Regions from separate parts of the Homo sapiens genome. Here region 2 is linked to region 1. Evidence: chromatin loops called from intact Hi-C (ENCODE). Cell type or tissue: chondrocyte. All regions are shown on one strand.

What was found. Peaks named below come from ENCODE experiments on the same cell type or tissue, not always from the same donor. Only the 100,000 strongest peaks of a DNase experiment are listed, where the experiment ranks them.
Region 2: a loop joins it to region 1, with 2.9 times the contacts of the local background. A loop is called at or near these places in 6 of 110 quality-filtered maps.

What each region holds. Positions count from the first base shown.
Region 1 is chr9:15,210,265-15,212,764 of GRCh38, reverse strand. It overlaps TTC39B (tetratricopeptide repeat domain 39B), which reads left to right. Exons shown (of 20, transcript NM_152574.3): 5 at 1,368-1,499. Among named protein-coding and RNA genes, the nearest start is that of TTC39B, 96 kb to the left of the region's middle. In chondrocyte, CTCF peaks have their summits at 851 and 1,118 (motif pointing left); no DNase peak of the experiment used is centred here.
Region 2 is chr9:15,484,625-15,487,124 of GRCh38, reverse strand. It overlaps PSIP1 (PC4 and SRSF1 interacting protein 1), which reads left to right. Exons shown (of 16, transcript NM_033222.5): 5 at 194-298; 6 at 1,057-1,119. Among named protein-coding and RNA genes, the nearest start is that of PSIP1, 25 kb to the left of the region's middle. In chondrocyte, CTCF peaks have their summits at 882 and 1,091 (motif pointing right); no DNase peak of the experiment used is centred here.

The DNA of each region.
Region 1 (2,500 bases):
GTGTTCAGTCAGGTTAGTCTCCGATTTTTGTACATGTTTCAGTGTTTAAATGGCTCACGCCTGTAATCCCAGCACTTTGGGAGGCCGAGGCAGATGGATCACCTGAGGTCGGGAGTTCGAGACCAGCCTGACCAACAGGGAGAAACCCTGTCTCTACTAAAAATACAAAAAATTAGCCAGGCATGGTGGTGCATGCCTGTAATCCCAGCTACTCGGGAAGCCGAGGCAGGAGAATCACTTGAACCCGGGAGGCGGAGGTTGTGGTGAGCCGAGATTGTGCCATTGTACTTCAGCCTGGGCAACAAGAGCGAAGCTCTGTCTCAAAAAAAATTAAATAAATAAAAATACTTTTCCCTCACTTGAATCATTTTTTTTTTTTTTTTTGCTTCTTGAAAGAGCTTTCAGTTAAAAATGTGAGGTTTGAAACCACAATTAATGATTAACTTTGGGCTGCTCTGATTCCTTGTGGTTCTTTTGAACAGATAGTGCCCTCAATGTTCAGGACAAGCTGCAAATTACCAAAGGATGTTTAGACTATTTCCATGGAGGCAAAGAATAATGTGGCTTGCATTTGTTTTGCATGGCAGCAGGCTGTTATGCATTAATATTTAAATTAAAAACAAAACCATGCATTACCATTTTAAACCTTATAAATAATTAATACAGCTTAAGAAGTTTTGAGAAAATAAATGATGTTCTCATAGCCCGAGAATCTGGATGTCTGCCATCTATTAGGACTAGTTCTAGTTAACATCCTTAAGAATCCTGAAGCAGTTCTCACTGTAACTTGATGATTTGAAATATCAAGAACTTTAATCAGGAACTTCAGATAATGGGATTAGACTAGATACAAGGTCTGACAACTACTTTGGTCATGGCTCTTGTGACCAGCCTAACTTATTCCAAAATCTTGTTTGCTCTTGGCCTTTGGCTGGCGAGGAGAGGGATTATTTTATATAAGCCTTTATTTTTGAAAAAATATATCAGAATCTCTCTGTCAAAAAATACATTTCCAGCGGCCTTTATTTTAGCACTTATTTCAGAGCCAAAGGCCGTGTGCTGCCCCTTTTTCAACAGAAAACAGTTTGCTTGCAATCTGCCTGCAGGCTGCCCTCTTGTGTTGAAATAGGGAAATGCATATTGTCCCCTTCAACCTGGAACATTTTGTTCTGCCTGTGTGGGTTTACATTGGAAAGTCCTTGGTACTTGAGTTTTTAAGAGGTTACTTTTCACCACCCATATAATTTCAGTGATTATGGTGAAGGAATAAAGGTTACTGTGCAAGTCAGGACATGCATTTACTAGGATTTCTTATGATCAGTATTTCCATTGAATTAAAATGTCTGAATTCCCTGTGTTCTTCCCAGGGCTAAGGAGAGTATGTACCATGCCTTGGGCTACAGTACCATTGTGGTGTTGCAGGCTGTCCTGACCTTCGAGCAACAGGACATCCAGAACGGCATTTCTGCCATGAAGGACGCTTTACAAACCTGCCAAAAGTATGACGAGTCATTAAATACTTAAGATGTGACTGCAAACTTTTATGCCTGTGTGACAAAAATAATGTCATTTGCCTGACCAAAAGCTCTGTGTTTGAAATTGGCCACAGTTACAGAAAAGAAATTCAGCCTCGAAGCTGAAGGATTCCCATTTGGCATCTACATATTCCACTTTTCTTTTTGATAGCCTGGGGTCTGAGCTACAGAGATCTGGGGGGGATTTCGGGGGGATTTCAGTGGGATTAGCAGCAAGCATCTCTCAATGTAGATGACATTAGGTACTGCATGCCAAACCAAGCCACACAAGGAACATTCTTGTTTTAAGTGGGAGATGCAAATTCATGAGGGAATGTTTTATTTGTTTAAGAAGGACCTGTTTTTGAACACTTTTGTTTGGTGAAAATGAGATAGATTTTTAGTTTTATTTTAAGCTTTACTTTGTGTGTATAGGAAGACCCTATCAAAATTTTTTTCAAGGGGTAAGTTATTTTGATATCTTTTAAAAAATGATAGGTGTTTCACAGTATGGAAGATGCTTGGTTTGTGGACATTTAGGAATATTCAAGAATCCAGGAATGGCTGGCTGCAGCACCCTGATCAGATGGATGGGAGGAAATGACCCCTGTTGCTGTCAATTGCTTGATGTGCCCCCCATAGGACTAGGGCAGAAGGTTCATGATCAGAAGGTTAACATGGGTGAAATTACATCCTGATGTAATTGTGTTGTAAGCTCCTCAAATGAAGAGAGCTTCCAAATATTGCACTTTAACTTCATTTTTAACCTGTGGAGAATTTTACCACAAATACTGATTTTAGTTATAGGGATAAGGGAAGGTACTTTGGAGGTTAGTTTTCATTGGTGTGTGTGGGTTTCCCCACGTGGTGTTCAGTAGCACAGACTGAGTTCCCACAAATGGCTAGCCAGTGCTGCATGTAGAGTGTTGGAAAAGGATGATCTGTGTCCTATAGACTTCAGGGTTTAGAGTTTCAGCTTTTTGACT
Region 2 (2,500 bases), 270 kb before region 1:
GGGCTCAGGCTGAGGAGGGAGGATGCCTTGAGCCCAGGAATTGAGGCTTCAGTGAACCATAATTGCGCCACTGCCTCCAGCCTGGGTGATAGAGTGAGACCCTGTCTCTAAAAAAAAAATAAAAATAAAGAATTGTATATATTATTGGGATAAAAACTTATTTTTTGAAATTAATAGAGTTGATTGCTCACAGGCAGCAACTAAACAATCAAATGCATCATCTGATGTTGAAGTTGAAGAAAAGGAAACTAGTGTTTCAAAGGAAGATACCGACCATGAAGAAAAAGCCAGCAATGAGGTATGTTCTATTTCTCCTAACATTTTAAACCCATTTTGTTTCAAGGAAGAAATAATGAAATGAGTTGGCCATGATTAATTAGTAAGTAATTTTTAAAGTACTTCAAAAGTGAATTAGAAAATATTTAAGGCTTATTTCCTTGTGTAAATATTAAATACAGTATTGTCAAACAACTTATGCATCTTTAAGATGCATACCTGTTATTATTTGAAGTTATTTTTATATGTAAAACATGAAGTCCAACTGTAGGGTGCGGTAGTGTTAAGGATTTTTTTTAAAGAGAAGTGTTGTAGGATGGATGTACTGGAAACAGCATTAGACTAAATTTTTTAAAACCTAGGTTGATGTCCAACTGTATATGATCTGTGTGTAAAGATGACTCATTTAGCCCTTCCAGGCCTAATGAAATGGTTGTTAGATGATCTTCAATGTCCCAGCCACCCTTTAAAATTCACAATTCAAATTTATCCACCCCTATAATTCAGAATTCTAGTGTAGAAAAAGTAGTTTTATAAATTTAAATAGACAGACTTCCTGGTGTACCAGCAACCATGACTTACATTTGATCTGACAGTGGAAATGCATTTTTCTCACTTTATAATGTTGAGACACAATGTTTTTAATTTCAGAACTCTACAGAGCAAAACAGATTTCCCCAATGCTTTCAGTTAAACGTGCTTGTAACTTTTAGTTTAACAAGGTTTCTTTCATTCCTGGAATAATTTATTCAGTATTCAGTTTTCTTTTTTCTTTTTTAGGATGTGACTAAAGCAGTTGACATAACTACTCCAAAAGCTGCCAGAAGGGGGAGAAAGAGAAAGGTAATTTCACTGACTTACCAACCATGGGGATCTGAAAAGAATTTTTATTTTAATTGGGTTGAGGGAGAGTAGATACAATGAAACCTTAAATTTCAGCTTTTATTCTAAACCCTTTAATTTTTTATGGGTTATGTTTTACTTGGCAAAACTATCTGTGTTTCTTTCTTAGTGATATAGCACCCTTAAAGTAACTTGAGTGGTAAAGGAAATAAAATACACCAGTTTTCATTCATTTTAATGACTGTGCCTCAGTTTTCTCTAAATTGGGTAGAAATATATACTCCAAGGTTGTGGAGGATTAAATGATTTAACATATGTGAAATGTTTATGCTAAATCCTGATACCTAAACACTAGTAAGTGTTATATAAGTGTTGTCCATTATGTTGTTGTTGTTGTTACTTCACGTTGTGAGAAATGAGTGTGAGTGACAGTGCAAGGTTAGGTACATAGTAGGCTTTTAATTAATATGAAATTTTCCTTCCATATACGAAGTTTTGTTCACACCCTTTTCTGACCTATTTATGTCTCAAATTATTATCATATACCAAAGATGCAAAGAAAACCAAAAGTTCAGTATCTCATGAGGAGGTAAACTATGAAAATAAATAATTACAGTGGCTTATTTGTTGTGCAGTATGGGTTGGAAGTGGTGTGATAACAAGATTTTAAAATACAGGCAGAATTTTGTCAGGCGGATGAAGGAGCAGGGAAGGACACATGAAGCCATTTCACATAGAGGAAATTCCTACTCAAGCATCTTGAGTATTGTATTTCATTATTAACACACCATAAAGTCTGAGGGAAATGGGTACCAAAAAAACCTGATGTTGTCCTAAAGACCTTGGAACTTACAGAAGTGATGGGAAATGATTGAATTATTTTAAATTTTAGATACCTCCTTTTAAAAAATTTTTTTAAGAGATGGGGTCTCATGCTGTCACATAGGCTAGAGTAGTGCAGTGGCACAATCATGCCTCACTGCAACCTGAAACTTGTGGGCTCAAGGGATTTTCCCATCTTACCCTCCCTAATAGCTGGGACTGTAGAAGTGTGCCACCATACCCGGCTAATTTTTTTTTTTTTTTTTTTTTTTGAGACGGATCTCGCTCTGTCATCCAGGTTGGTGTGAAGTGGTGCGATCTTGGCTCACTGCAACCTCCACCTCCCGAATTCAAACAATTCTCTTGCCTCGGCCTCCCAAGTAGCTGGGATTACAGGCATGCACCACCATGCCCAGCTAATTTTTGTATTTTTTTGTTTTGTTTTTGTTTTTGTTTTGAGACGGATTCTCACACTGTTGCCCCAGCTGAAGTGCAGTGGCGCCATCTCGGCTCACTGCAACCTTCACCTCCCAGGTTCACGTGATTCTCCTGCCTCAGC